2 separate regions of the Homo sapiens genome follow, and region 2 is linked to region 1. A link is a loop called in an ENCODE intact Hi-C map of the cell type or tissue named here. Cell type or tissue: heart right ventricle. All regions are shown on one strand.

Evidence for each region. Hi-C counts contacts between places; a loop is a spot of excess contacts. Peaks named below come from ENCODE experiments on the same cell type or tissue, not always from the same donor. Only the 100,000 strongest peaks of a DNase experiment are listed, where the experiment ranks them.
Region 2: it touches region 1 in a loop (4-fold over the local background); 7 of 110 quality-filtered maps call a loop at or near these places.

Annotation. Positions count from the first base shown.
Region 1 is chr4:109,299,581-109,307,580 of GRCh38, reverse strand. It overlaps COL25A1 (collagen type XXV alpha 1 chain), which reads left to right and starts at 4,923. Exons shown (of 38, transcript NM_198721.4): 1 at 4,923-5,412; 2 at 5,506-5,858; 3 at 6,929-6,998. The coding sequence starts at 5,562. It overlaps COL25A1-DT (COL25A1 divergent transcript), which reads right to left and starts at 4,546. Exons shown (of 3, transcript NR_160939.1): 1 at 4,254-4,546. RefSeq lists an enhancer at 4,069-4,851. In heart right ventricle, no CTCF peak of the experiment used is centred here; DNase peaks (open chromatin) are centred at 4,302 and 4,730; H3K4me3 peaks cover 2,080 bases; H3K27ac peaks cover 735 bases; H3K27me3 peaks cover 4,104 bases.
Region 2 is chr4:109,180,333-109,188,332 of GRCh38, reverse strand. All of the region lies in intron 3 of COL25A1 (collagen type XXV alpha 1 chain), which reads left to right. LOC124900754 (a long non-coding RNA gene) reads right to left here and starts at 2,463. Exons shown (of 4, transcript XR_007058223.1): 1 at 2,401-2,463. RefSeq lists enhancers at 1-9, 1,386-1,913. In heart right ventricle, no CTCF peak of the experiment used is centred here; DNase peaks (open chromatin) are centred at 3,532 and 3,842; H3K27ac peaks cover 2,730 bases.

The sequences.
Region 1 (8,000 bases):
AATACTATACACAGTGTATTCTCCCATTTTCTTTATTAAGGTACTTAGTGGACGTAACTGGTGGTTGTGGGTATATAAAGATGGCCACAGGCTGGGCGTGGTGGCTCACGCCTGTAATCCCAGCACTTTGGGAGGCTGAGGTGGGCGGATCACCTGAGGCTGGGAGTTCGAGACAACCTGACCAACATGGAGAAACCCCTGTCTCTACTAAAAATACAAAATTAGCTGGGCGTGGTGGCGCATGCCTTGTAATCCCAGCTACTCAGGAGGCTGAGGCAGGAGAATTGCTTGAACCCGGGGGGCAGAGGTTGCAGTGAGCCAAGATCATGCCATTGCATTCCACCCTGGGCAACAGGAGTGAAACTCAGTGTCAAAAAAAAAAAAAAAAAAAAAAAAAAAAAAGATGGCCACAAATCTCTTCATACATTCGCTTCTGCTTGATAGCTTTGTTGGTGAACTTAGGTTAAAATTGTGGTTATAAAAACCCAAGCCTCAAAAACTAATGGTGCTAAAATATATTTTCTAATGAAACTAAAATTTTTTTTGCAATGTAGTTAATATCTAAAAAGAGCATACCATGATTATCTCAGCTGTTTACTTTGGGCAGATAATCTTTCTAAATACACATAAACCATCAGAAATTTTAATATACGTTAGTTCCTCACTTCTATGCTTTATCTCCTTTAAAGATTAGCCTCTTAGAGGTATACAGGAGTGGATTATGTCTTTTTCTTTTTTAAAAATGAACACTTTTACCCACTTAAAAAGCTCCTTTCTTCTGTCTCAATTTTCTGCTTTATCTTTTCTTGCTCTTTCTCCAGGTGCTTTCTTTATTAAACTTCCTGATGTGCCTCTCTGTCATTAGTCTTTATTTCATTTTTTCTGGCATGGAGATTGGTAACAATAGTACTAGTGGTGGGCTGGGTGCAGTGGCTTATGCCTGTAATCCCACCACTTTGGAAAGCCAAGGCAGGAGGATCACTTGAGTCCAGGAGTTCGAGGCCAGCCTGGACAACACAGTGAGACCCTATCTCTACAAAAAATAAAAAATTAGCCTGGTGATTACCTGTGGTCCCAGCTACCCAGGAGGCTGAGGTGGGAGGATCATTTGAACCCAGGTGGTCCAGGCTGGAGTGAGCCATGACCATGCCACTGGACTCCAGCCTGGGCAACAGAGTGAGATGCACTCTCAAAATAAATAAATAAATAAATAAACAAAACAAGCAGTAGCAATGCTGAGTCCTGGGTCAGGATCCTGGCTAGGCTAGCATTAGTAGGGAGGAGAGATGACAGTGACTGTACAGCTTGGATGATTTATTGTTTTTGAGTTGCATTAATGGGAGGAATCAAGGAAACAAATTATTTTATTCAGTTTAATATGCCTTCATAAAGGGCATCCTAATTTTACATGACATGAGAGAGGGCATATCTCTCTGATCCTTTCCCAGTGGGCATATCAATGAAATAGAAATGTATAAACATTTGACAGACAGGGCTTTGTTACTACAGGGCCTGCTTGAGTTATAGGGCATTATGGTGGTTCCAATATCACTTATGCTGTAGCAGATGAACATTGATTTCCTGTGATTGCGATGATATTGGTTTCCTTTGCTCTTGTAACAAATTATCACAAATTAGTGGTTTAAAACAATACAAACATTAATTATAGTTCTGATAGCCAGAGGTCCTACAATCAAGGTGTTGGCAGGGCTGTGTTCTTTCTCTAGGCTGTAGAGGAGAACTTGTTCCTCATCTTTTGCAACTTCTGGAAGTTGCTTATATTCCTTGATTTGTGACTCCCTTCCATCTTCTACACCAGTATTCACATCACTCTCACCTCTGCTTTTGTTGTTACATTGCCTCTCACTCTGAGACCCTCCCTCCCACTTAGAAGGTCCCTTGTGCTACGCTGGGCCCACCAACATAACTGAAGAAAATCTCCCCACTTCCAGATCTTTAACTGAATCATATCTGCCAATCTGTTTCAGCATGCAAGGTAACACATTCACTGTTTTGGAGATTAGGACATGGACATCTTTGGGTGTCCATTATTCTTCCCACTGCATACCTGTCCTATAGCCAGCTGTTTGCATTTTACTATTAATACCATTGATATTAGTCAGGCAAATTGGAGTCAGCTAGACTATAGCATTTTTAGTACTATTTTTACTTTTTTGGAAGCCTCCACATGGGAACCAAAATAACTATGCTTTGATCAATCTACAGAACAGCATGCGTTCAAATCCTCAGAGCTTTGTTGATCCACACGTTCTCTGTGCTTGATGCAGAGAGTCTACCAGGTTTTGAAATCTTAGCGCTAATGGCTGGTAAATTTCTGAGGTATTGTGCCCACCAAAGACATAAAGCAAATCTAATCCTCTGGATAAAGATCTCAAAGCCACAAAATTCCAACTCTATCTCTCTACTAAGATCTAATAGTGCTGAAGGCTTGCCAGAGTTGTTAATGTACCTTCTCATGGCCAATTTACACAAAGCATGCTATAAGAACATTGCATCATCCAAATTAAATGTGTAACCTACTGTAGGCATCAGTCAAGACAGAAAATGGCTTTTCTACTGAAATTTTAAGAGTGGTATGTTGTCCAAAAGAAAAAGCTCTTTATTCTCATTGTCTCCATACTTCAGAGAAACTGATGTGGAGAGTTTGAGAGGAAGAATGAGCAATGAGGCTAGTGAGATGGTAGACAGGGGGCTTTGTTGTGGGGGTTGAAAGATGTAAGATCTTTGTCCTAAGGACAACCAGAATTATTGAAGGACTCTAAATAGATGAGGAGAGGAGGGCAAGGGAGAAGTCAGGGCCGGCAACTGGGTATTTTGGCTTGGGGAGACTGGATGGATGGCAACTCCATTGGCTGAGATGGGAAACAGAGGAAGCAGACAGAATTTGGAGGTAAGCTGCAGGTTACATTGGAAATGAGAGTGAGACATCCAAACGGAGATGACAAAGAGGCAACTGGCTATATGGATCTGAGGTTCAGGAGAGAGGTTTGGGCTTTTGATATGAATTTATGACTCATCAGTGTAATGGGAACTCTACTGGAGAGAGTATACAGAGAAGATGGAATAGACAGAGACCCAAGGAGCACCAACTTTCAGAGAAATGAAAGAGGAAAAGCCTGCAAATGAGACTAAGGAACAGCTAGAGGTTACAGAAAGAGTTTGTACATTAAAATATTTGTACCCATTATTTGGGTCCTGTTATTGGAAACATGTTTAATCACAATTAAATGTGACTTGAAATTTATCTGTTTTAAAATTTATTTAAAAACGTTGTTTATATTTAAAAGAGGAACAGTAAATCCTCACATCGCAGGGTTATGAGGTTCAAATACAAAAAGTATTTGAAAATATTTTGGAAAGTATTATACCAGTGGTTCTCAAACTTTAGTAGTATATATCAAAATCATTTGGAGGGCTTGTTAAAACACAGATTGCTGTTTTTTTTAAAATTATTATTTCAGTAGTGGTAGTAGCAGTTTCTGATTCAGATCTGTGGTAGGAACCTAGAATTTTAATGTCCAAGTTCTCAGGTGATGCTGATGTTATTGGTCTAGGACCATCCTTTGAGAACCACTGTGTAATACAAATGAATTATGGTTTTGACTTTATAGCCAAATTCATTGAGTTTTCCTCCAATGTTAGTCTCTTTCTTCCTCTAATGCTGTTATTTCCTTACCTTGCTTCACACCTAGCAATATCCGTTTACACATGTGAAAGACCAACTTAGTGAAGTATTTTGTTGACTGTTTACAATAGTAAGCAACGACTTCAGGTTAGCTTAATTAAGGAGAATAGGAAAAATATATGGTTTTTTTTTTTATAGGGAGATAAGAAGGAACTCTTTGGAATAAGAGGTGGGATTTCTGTTTTCCCCAAAGTCAATTAGATGTCAAATGCTACTTGTTACCAACTTTCCAAAATCCCATTAGAGACCTTGTAATTTGATCCAGAGAGAACAGCATTAAGAGTCAGGTAAAAGGAAAAACTGACTTCATTCTTCATTCCTTTCCTAAATCCTGAGAAATGTGTATACCTCAACACTCCCTTTTCCAATCCCGCAAAACAGGGAATCAGGAAAACACATTAGCACCCTAGTACAGACTAGGAATACAGAGCTGGGAGGAGACTCAGTGCCGTCAAGACAAGGAAACTGGGGGAGGGGAAGGAAAACTTCCCCTCGTTGGACAATCTGAGGGCTGCAGTGGGAAGAGAAGGGAAGTGGGGAAATGTACCTCAGACGTCGGCCAGACACTTTGCCTCTGGGCATGTGGGAAAGTGAGGGAGGAGGGAAAAGCGCTGCACCACAGCGAGATAGCAACAGCTCCTGCGGCTGCTTTTGAGTGAAGATCAGTAGAGATAGAGCGTGCCGCTTCACATCTTCCTCCCGGAGGCCATTTCTCCATTTTTATGTGGGATAAAAAGGGGGCGCTGGGCTGAGTCAGTATAAGCCAAAGTTGCCGCCTCTTGCGCAGCCGACCCCGCTTCGGCCCCGGCCCAGGCCAGAGAGGTGGCCCTCGGAGATGCTGAAGTTACTCCGCGCAGGGGGAGGGGTCGCCAGGCTCCTCTCCAATCACGGTGGCCGCTCCAGCTATTTGCATACATTATGCTAATAACAGACCTCCTGCCCCGCTCCCACCCAAGCTTCCCGCCTCCCTTGGGGGTTCCCCGGGCCGGCCCGCGGGCTGGGCCAAGGTGAATACATTATGATAATAAGGCGGGCTCCTGCTTTGCCTTCGGAAGGGGGGCGCGCAGCAGCGGGAGCGGCAGGCCGGACGCCGGGCGCCGGGAGGGGGTCGGGGGAGGGACGTCGTGCTCGGAGCGCGCGCGCACTCACACACTCACACACACACTCACGCGAGCATCGCGAAGGGTATTTAAGGATCGCGCACGCGGGGCTGCGGAGATCCTTCGGGCAGCCGCGACTTCGGCTTCGCGAGTAGCATTGGTTCCTTGGGTTTATTTCGTTTTCCTCTCTCTTCTCCACCTTAGTCGCCCCTTTCGCGCTGCGCTGTAGCGTGCTCTCACAGCCTTTTTGCCTTGAACTGAATGCAGGTGGGAAACAGGTCGGCGTGCCGAAAGACACCGAGTAGGTAGAAATAAGGCAAACTCACAGAGGCGCAACAGGTCCGGTCCTCCGTGGCCAGGGCGAGCCGCGGCCCCGCGTGGCGCCTCGGCCGTTGCCCTCGGACCCTGAGCGGCCACTGTTGGGGCCCTCGAAAGAGGTGTCGGTCCTCTGGGAGTCGGAAGAGCTGTCTGGGTGGGTTTCGTCTTGCTTTTTACCCCACCGCCACCCAGTCCCCGGACGGAGGGTGCTTTTCACTTCCAGCTGGGAGGAGAGAAGAAAGCGGGGATGGTGCACGCCTGCGGGTCTGGACGCTGAGCAAGGCAGGGGTCCGTATCCGCTCGTGGGCTTGACTCCACCAACTAGTTGTGCAGCCACAGGGACTGAACTTTGGAGGAATCGACCTTTTTCTTTCCTTTTAGGATTATTTGAGGTGTAGAGGGTGGGAAGCGAAGCCGAGACGGCCGACCCCGCCACGATGCTGCTGAAGAAGCACGCAGGGAAAGGAGGGGGCCGGGAGCCCAGATCCGAGGACCCGACCCCTGCCGAACAGCATTGTGCCCGGACCATGCCCCCGTGTGCCGTCCTGGCGGCCCTCCTGTCAGTGGTGGCCGTGGTGTCTTGCCTGTACCTGGGTGTGAAAACCAACGACCTCCAGGCGAGGATCGCCGCTCTCGAATCCGCCAAAGGGGCCCCTTCCATTCATCTGCTGCCTGATACCCTGGATCACCTCAAGACTATGGTGCAAGAGAAAGTGGAGCGACTTCTGGCTCAGGTGTGAGAGGCTGGGGTATTTTGCACGTGGGTAACATCTTGTACAAGCGTGACTCTGTGTGCATGACTAGCCGCTACCCTTACTGTACCCATACTTGGTGTGGCTGTGTGTGTGCGCGCGCGTGCATGTGTTGGCCAAGGATCTATGCTCACTGTAGCATATATTTATATGTGCACATCCCTTGATGTCCCCATCCCTATCTCTAATCTTCCCTCACTCTCTCTTAATGTTTGCGTGTTAAACACATAGGAAGGTCTAAAAGGGTTCGGAAAGGGCATTTTATCTCTTTTTAGTTGTCCTAAGTCAAACCCAATTGTGGAGAGAATATTTCTTGCAGAGATAGCATCTGTTAAATCTTTTACATGTTGTAAGATGGTTAGGGTCATAGATGTTATTAATATATAAAAAAGGTAATCACTCTTAAATGTAAAATAATGTCATATATAATTTAAAATCAATAATTTCACACGTTGAATCTTTTCATATTAAAAGTTTAAACTTTTTTTTTTTAAAGTAGCTTTATTTTTGGTAAAGGATGCAGTGCCGGGGTATTTATGAATGCAGAGCCCTTGGAATTGAGAGTTGAGAGGAATCTATGTTATGTGTAAGGGTACCTTTAGACTAGAGTAAGGGGGTTTTCTGGAACCTTACCCTAGCCGGGAGCCTATTTGGCAGTAGTTGCAGCCTAGCATGATAAATAAAGCAGTTGACCTTCATGTATAAAATATTGGCTGTTATTGGTAAGCCACAGCTTACCTAATACTGCAACATTTTAGTGCTAGGTTTTTACATTGACTGCATATGCTTGAGCTGAGGGAGAGAGTGGTGGTAGAGAAGAATGGAGAAAGATGTTATACAAGTCCAGCAATCTTGATACCCTATCAGTGGTCATTTTCTTTTTTTAGGACTTAGGCATGGTTACTTTCTTGACTAGAGTCCAAGTACATATGTAAATGTTAGTTATGCAGGTTATGAAATGCCGGTAAATCAGGCGTATGGCCAGAGTCCCTAAAGACTCCATCCCTCTACAGTGCTACTGATGATTATTAATAACTCTTCTTTTCCTACAGAAATCCTATGAACATATGGCTAAAATAAGAATCGCAAGAGAAGCACCTTCAGAATGTAACTGCCCAGCAGGTAAAATGGAACTTATTTAACAAGGTTTCCTCCAGAGCAGAGCATTTTAAAACAAAGGTCCTGTGTCTGTCAAGTCTACCTGTAATAATAGTAAAGAAAGAATGCAGACCCAACTTGCTTTAATAAAATCAACATGTCTCATTCAAAAGGATGGCAAATAAAGCCCCAAATATTATTTTAAGCAGCATACCAAGGCCTGTTATGGGAAAGCAAAGGATATAATCACCAAAGAAAATATAGGCAAGGTGATGTACAAGGACAAACTTCTTAGATTCACAGATTGAAAAATATTCTTCAATTAAATTGTCTTAATGTCTACAGTGAAAAGGACTGTAGAACTGTTAGATTCTGAATTCCTGGCTCGCTCTTATTGTGTTAGTGCAGAGTTTTTTTTTTTTTTTGTTTTGGTTTATTCCCTTTGGCATACGTTTATGTTAGTAAACCACCTTCACTTCCTTTCCTGCTGTTTCTGTTCTATTAAAAAGATTCCATCTCCTATCCTATAGCTAGAGATGATGACTGAAAGAAAATGATTTCTTTATCTTGAGCTTCCCATTACAAACTCTTGCATTCTCAGTGACTTTTGAAGAAGAGGCTCTTATATTTTTACCTTTTTTTCCTGTGTAGCTTCAGGGAACTATATTAAAGGCAGCATATTAGTAGAAGGACAGAGAAGAAGGACATCATGAATAAGACCCCTGGGTAATCATTAAATCTTCCTTCATGGACCTTTGAGGGCTTGGTAGATATCTTAGACCTAACAATTTAGAAGCCCTTGGAATATGGCCATTGGAAACATCTAGTGGATTCAACTCATGTAAGTCATGAAAAACTCCCATGAGTTGAGATGTTTATTTCAGATAAACATTGTTAATACATTTATGAACATGATAGTTTCTTTTATCATCACTCATGGAAAGTGAGTCTCTTAAAATTTCTTTAGTATTAAGCAACATGATACTTAGGTGCTTATATATGAAAAGGCAAGTTCTTGTATTTTTT
Region 2 (8,000 bases), 120 kb after region 1:
CTTCTCTTCCCAAACTTGTTGTCCAGTTGTTTCCTTCTAGCTCAGTCTCCTTGGAAGGAGAGTTAGTGAGGAAAGAACTGGATAGGGCATGAGGAGCATCCAAGAGAGGGGTGGCTGACCAGTTGTATATTTGTTGTAGTCCCTGTATGTATGAATCAAAAAGAGATGGTAGGGGAGGAGCATCGGAACATCGGCTCTATAGTCCCACTTTAGAGTTGACATTGCAATTATGATCTCTTATTGTGTTTTTCGATTAGTTTCATTGGCCTTGTAATTAGTGGGAAATTCTTCCATGTTCTTGTCACGGGTTTCCCTTACTCTCACTTTTCATTATTGTGACTTATCTCCTTTTGGAGGGTGCCTTCATAGGTGTTTTTTCAAGAAGTTGGAAAAGCTTGCTTGCTTTAGGGGCTGCTTAACAATATGTAATTTTAAGTAGGAAGAATGAGGAAAGGGTTTTTATTTTAATTTAATTTAATTTTATTTTTCCCTTAAACCATTTTTCTAAGGTTGATGTACTTTCATTGCTATAGTATGAGAGAAGACATCACATCCTTATACCTTGGGCAAGGGGAAAGCTGATTTTAGCAAAATTACCACATTTCTCCATTGCAGCCTGCATTATCACATTATAACACTACAATCAAATGAAGCCACCAATCACAGAGGACTGAGAAAAAAATAATTTTTCAAAACTGTCTATTAGCTTCATTTTGAAGCTACAATATGCTACGTAAGTATGAATTAATAATACCAAGTTCTGTAGCTTTTATAATGTACCAGCTACTGTTTTTAGCATTTTGCATTTATTAACTAATTTAATTCTCGTGCCAACCCTATGAGGCAATCTTACAAATGAGGAAACTGAAGCAGAGGGCAGTCAAATAACTTGCCATAGGTTTTATAGGTAAGTGTCAGCTAGGATTTGCAATCAGGCAGTGTGGCTCCATTATCTATGTTTTTAATCATGTTAGACTAGCAAAGGCCAAATGACTGAACATCCATCTTAAAATGCTTAATGAATTATTTCTGAATCTACTTAATTTAAATACACGTAAAGAAACCTGGAGAAGTCTTTGAGAAGAAGATGGAAAAGTTAATTATGTGTGTGTGTGTGTGTGTGTGTGTGTGTAGAGAGCAAGAGAATACACACACACAAAACACGACTCTGTGTCACTATTAAAAAAAGGTATAATCGCATGACAATAATTTCTGTAGATTCTCCCTTCTTTCAAGTATTAATATTTTGAAAATAATTTAAATCATTTGCCTTCTTTTATAGAAAAATAATAACAATGATTACCCCAAATCATACCCCTAAGGGTTGTTCCCTGTAACAATGATCAAATTACATTAGCTCGTTATTTATTTTCTCATACCACTTGCTATAGACCATCAATAGTTTGAATTTGTGAGTTAGATGAATACAGTTTTTAGTCCAGTTTTCGGTCACAGAAGAGAGCAAAGCATTTGCTGATGTCGAATGCATGACCTTGGACCTCCTCAGAAACATTCTCTAATCAAATGAACTCCTGGGAGCAGATTATTTACATCTGGAAGGCAAACATTATGTAAATGTTTATTCTTCTCACATTTGTTTAGAGGGACTCAGAATTATCCCCAGGTGGGGAAATCTACATTTTATTGTCTCTTTTTGTAGTGATCCTGTCCCATTTGTCAGGCTATGAAAGGGGACCACTTGAAAGGCAATCGCAGAAGGGCTTCCAATGTCTTCAGTGACCTTTTTGGATTTTCAAGAATTCCTGAAACTGCTAGAACATTCTTAGATTCTCGAGATGCTTTAAAAAAAAGTTGTGTTGGGATGCTTTTATAGGAAGCATACAATAATGTAATTGATGAGATCACAAGCAAAATTAACTTTAAAGCTAGAGATCTCTTTTCTGAAACATTACTGTCATTTATATAATTTTTCTTCTAATTTGTTTACATTAAAAATCCAGAGAATACAAATATCTGAGAAAAAGAGAAAAATGGAAAAATATATGCAAAAAAAGATGAGAAAGAAAGATTAGAAGAAGTTTTGTTTTCATGCAGATAGGATATTAGAGTGTTAGAATTGAGATCTCTCAATTTACCAAGAAGAGAGTCGACCAAGAATTGGAGTCGTTTCTCTAAAGCACAGCAGTCAGCACGTGGTCCATGGGAAGGAGATTTCCACGTGCTTCTCTTTCATCTCATTCATTCCCAGCTGGAAGGTCGGAAGAATGACAAAAGGTCCTGGCAAGAGAGATGCCTCATTGCCATTCTTTTCTCATATATTTGGTAGGTTTTAGCAAATGATAGAAAGATTTTAAATTAGTTTGCCCACGCTGCCACAACGGAATACTTATTTATGTATTATGACTGGGTGGCTTAAACAACAGAAATTTATTTTCTCACAGTTCTGGAGGCTGGAAGTCGTCCAGATCTAGGTCCTGTGGGGTCTCTGAGGAGGCCTGTCTTCCTGGCTTACAGATGTCTGGCTTCTTGCTGTGTGCTCTGGTGATGGAGAGAGGGAGAGAGAGGAAGAAAGGCAGAGAGGGAGATGGAGGAGGAAGTGGGACAGGGAAAGGGAGAGGGAGAGAGAGCACACTCTTATAAGGACACTAATCCTGTTAGATCAGGGCCACACCCTTATGACCTCATTTAACCATAATTATTGCCTTAGAAGCCCTATCTCCAAATACAGCCACACTGGGGGTTAGGGATTTAGCATTTGAATGGGGAAGGCCCCAATATTCCATCCTTAACAGACTCGTAGTACCTTCTAATTTTAAAGAGGATTGATAGTGCTATAGAAATTCTTTCCAAAAAATAGACAGGAAGGTTTGAATAGCAGAATAAATTTAGCTTAGGAATCAGACAGATCTGAATTTGAACCTGTGGCTCATCTACTGACTGATTATCCATAGAGAAGTTATTTACTCTTCCTGAGTCTTAGTTTTCTCCTTTGTACCATGAGGACAGTAATGCTTCAGCTATTGCATAGAGCACTGAACACAATGTTGTTTATAAGGATAAGTGCTCAATGTATGAAAATGATGATTATTATTATCCCAGAGATTAGGTGTATCCCAAGGACTCAATTTACCTAATCCAAGTAAAACTATCATAAACAAGTATTTCCTTATCCTTGACTGCCTTATGAATAATTTTAGGGGAAGTAAAGCTATGATTATGAAATACATAATTAGGGAAAAAGCAAAGCTAGCCATACTTTTTTTAAGCCTTCAAAAATGCCTTTCTTCAACCTTAACAATATTCTTGACTGCTCACAACACTTTCTTTTCTACACATCTTTGAATTTCAAAAAACAAACCAAGTTATGCTAGTGAAACTTTTCCACTGACTCATCTTGTTCTGGGGGCCCTGGAGGCCAGAATCAGGATCAAGAGATGGGATTCCCCAGGAGAAAGATTTAATCTCTACTAAAACAGGAGCTTTGTAATAGTTTGAGCTGTTGAATAAGGAATGAGTTTCCTCACAAGGTGGTGAGTTCCTCATCTCTGAATGGGAGCCACTTGGCAGGAATATTGTGGTAGCATTTCAAGCAATGGACAGGAAACTGCTATACGTGACCTCGGAGAGCTCTTCTGCCCTGAAATTATGTGATTCCAGAATGTCACTTTCAGGAAGTCTCTCCCTTTAGAAAAGGATGTCCAGATGGAAATTACCTCAGTGTCTGGCTTAGGACCTAGAAAATAGAACTCTGATTAACTTGTTCTGGCAGCCCTGGAACTTGAAGTTCTTTCAGACTGTGCCTTAAGTCCTAGGGCTACTGACCATCACTTTGGAGCTAAATATAGTCTAGAAAGTACCATTGTGTATCCGACACTAGGAGCCAGTGCAGCCGGCTTGCGTCTTACCTTGGTGTCTAACACTTCGTTAGGCCCTGGACATGATCCTTTTGTTAGATGCCAGCACAAGCATTTCATTACAGATTCAGGAAATGATGAAGAGATAAATGTTAGAAAGAATGTTTCCAAGGAAGATATTAATGGAGTGTTAATGCATCTTACTCTCTTCCCAGAGCAGAATCCTCTAGAGGGATTTTAGATTTATGGGAGTGAGAGTTCATCTATGCCAACAGAATCTTTACCTTCATTTAGCAACAAAGTAAATATGAATGTTAATTAAAGTGCCTGGTTTAGCACTTCCTTGTAAGCAAAATTCCTTGAAAACTGCTATCTGGAACAAAGCCATATCCTTGCTCAGTCATGGAAACCTAGAGCCAAGAAAACTAATGTATGCTTTCCTACCTCTGAAATGGAAGACAATAACAACATTGTATTCTCCAAGCTGAAAAATTTTGGACAACAGCATTTTTTTCATGAAGCAGGCCTCAAAGAGAGTTGTGAAAGGACCTTTGAAAGAGTTTCTGGAGCCCAATCTTTTTTTTTTTTTTTTTTGAAGTTGGTGTGTGTTTTAAAGGTATAAGTAATATGGGCTTCATAAATATTTTAAGTTTAAACATCAGTTTATTCTTTACCTTTCAACTTGGACACTGGAAATCATGATGCTATTATCAATATTTTAGCTATTATTAAAAGCCAGCCAGGGAAATGCACATACGGGCATACGTGTTGTGCCTCTCTCATAAAGTTTGCCTTTAGGTTTATCATTTATTTCTAATGATAAAGAATGCTTTATAGTTGGTAGCATTTTTTCACATTAATCATTTCTAATGTTTTCAAGATGCCCCAGAAATCTGAAATACCTCGTTATAGTTCTTGATCTATACAAAGATAAAATACTGCACTTGCTACATCTACAAATCAATTTAAAAATTACCTCCTAGATTTGAAATCACTTGGAGTATGGGAAGAAGAAAGAGAAAAGCACAGATAAGTCAGGCAAGCTTGTAAAATGAAATAAAAGTCTTTGCATTTTTCTCATGAATCACAAAAGTGCTTGTTGTTTGCTCCTGAGGGTTGAGGTGTGATAATCTATTAAATTGTTATGTGTTCATCATTTGGTATGGGTCCAAACTTTTTGTCTTCAGTTTTTCTCTTTTTTCATTGTCTTCTCTTTTTTCTCCTTTGTAGATTTTTGGCAGGTGGGTATGGGAGCAAAGCATCAGAGTCTTTGATATTATATCATCAGGATGCTGGTGGAGATGCTGGTTGGGTTAATTTAATTTAAAATTTCCTTTAATGTGTTTGTGGACATGGATGGGGTGGGAGGCTTCTCTCTCTGACACTATATTACTGAGGTTAATGTCATATATGGCTAATACATTATAGTTCTAAGGGTTGCATGTAACTAAAGTAACTAGGCTAATCCTAGTTTAAAATATTTCTGATGCCTCGGTAAAAAGATTGGAAGAATAATGAGCAGTGAAGTGGGAACAAAAAGGATTTTGATAAAGCAAAGCTGATTCTTTGTGTGTGTGTGTGCTATGACCTCTATTGTTCTCAGAAAAGCAGCTTGAAACTTGAAAGGTTAATAGGAAACCTTTTTTCCCCTTATATTGTAGCATCAAAAGTTCTCAGGCTGCAAGTGTAATTTATCCTAACACCTGCTGGGGTAGACACCAGGGCTCTATATCTGCCTCTAATTCTAATGGTCTTGTGATGTGACCTCAGTCACTTACGCATAAAGTGAGGGAATGTTAAATGTCTGTCATCGCAGTTTTGTTTAATAGGAAGATTATATAAATTTTATGTAGTGCTATCTAAATGAATTTTGTTTTCAGCTCTTACCTGGGCGTTCCTGGCTCTTTAGTACTCTGTTGGAACAGATGTGAGATGTCAAGAGTACCTATTCACCAGAAGATTGCTGAAACCTTTACCATGTTTACTAAATGTTATACTTTTAAACACTTACATATTTTTAAATGAAGGATATCTTATTCAAATACTATTATGTAGCTGATGGGATCAATATAATCATACTGTAGTTTACCCTTTGCCTTCCTTAGTAATGAATAGACTCTCTTGACATGCTTCCTGCTCTGTTCTTTACACAATTGAAAACAATAACAAACAGCCATGAAAATGGTACGGAGTTGGTGGCAATATAAATTTTGGCATTATGGAAAACAGCCATTGTGGAAAACAGTGTGGAGGTTCCTCAAAAAATTAAGTCAAACTACCACATAATTCAGCAATCCCACTGCTGAGTGTACACCAAAGGAAAGAAAATCACCACCTCATAAAGATATCTGCATTTCCATGTTCATCTCAGCATTACTTGCAATAGCCAAAATATGGAATCAACTTAAGTGTCTGTCAATGGATAACTGGATAGGGAAAATGTGGCCTATATACACAATGAGATTCTATTCAGCCTATAAAAAGGAGGAAATTCGGCATTTGTGGCAACATAAATGAACCTGGAAAACATTATGTTAAGTGAAATAATGCAGGCACAGAAAGACAAATACCTTGTGATCTCACTTACATGTCGAATCTGAAAAAGTTGAACTCATAGAAACAGAGAGTAGGATGGTGGTTATCAAGGGCTAGGGGCAGGAGGGGATTGGGGAGATGTTGGTCAAAGGGTATAAAATTTCAGCTGAAGGGAGGAAAAGTTCAAGGGATATATTATACAACATGGTGACTATAGTTAATAACAATGTATTACATACCTGAAAATTGCTGAGAGTAGATTTTAAGTGTTCTCATCAAAGCAAAATAAGTATGTGAGGTAATACATTTGTTAATTATTAGCTCAATTTAGCCATTCCATAGTATATTCACATTTCAAAACATCATTTGTACATCAAAACATTTGCATAATTTTTATCTGTCAATTTGAAAAATTTAAAAACTAATACGGTATATTGTTTGGAAATTTAGCTATTGTTCTTTACTTTCAAAAGATACACAGCAATATTTTTAAATATATATAACCATATAATCTGATATCTTTACATAGAAATTAAATCTGTGTTAATTAATTTCATCTGTATTTCATATGGGCATATGATGTTTTACTGAAATATTAAATTTAATTTCAGGGTAAAATCAAATAGTCGCCATTTAGAATAGTGAGTTCTATGGATGGAACTCTGGTCCATGAAGTCCCTGAAGTTGAATGTAAAAGATACGTGTAAGTGAATTTTCAGGGAGATGATCCATAGCTTTTTCAGATCCTCAAGGGAGTCTCCTCCACCCCACCCCAATCATATACATATAAAATTCTAGAACCAGAGGATTAACATAAAGTAGAACAGGCTATCAGAAACTTGGTGGGCTTGTGAAAAGCTTTAAAAATGTGTTTTTAGGAGTGCTGTAATTTAATGACACTGAAGCTCAGTGAGAAAGTGCTTCCTGATGGACAGAGCCCACTTTGCTCAATGCAGACCTCCACAAATGTCTTCATGCAAACTTGCATTGCATAGGTGATATTGGTGTCAGGAATTATGACATTATATATTTGATTCTACCTCTTCTTCAGAAAAAAGATATATCTCTAGAAATGTCACAAACATGAATCAAATCATGTTTTAATATTGTGTTTTATAAATACTAAATAATTAGCCAATGAATATTTAATCTTTTCATTGAAAATGTGAGTAACTTGCAAAAGCTGCTTTTATTTTCTAAAATTGCAGCCCTTTCTGACATTATTTCAATGGACTCTTCCTTCAAGCCTCAAAACTGTAGGTTTGAAGCTTATTTTATAAACTTAATGGAAATCTATAAACTTAATGGATATTATAAATCTTAATATAAATTTTTGGTTTTTAAAAAATATATTTGAATTCTGAAAGCCCTTATATAATCATCATCGTTATCACCACCATCATCATCTGTAACAGGTGCTATTCTAAGTATTTTTTATCCAGTAATTCATTTAATTATTACAGCAATCCTGTGCAATAGATACAACTTTTAGCCCCATTTTACAGACTAGAAAACAGAAGCAAAGAGAGGTTAGGTAGCTTGTCCAACTCTCTATAATAATATTTAAATGAGTAAATAAATAAATGAATAAACTTTACTATCCTTTAGAGTTTTAAAATAACTAGTTGTCAGAGATAGAGAAATAAAAAC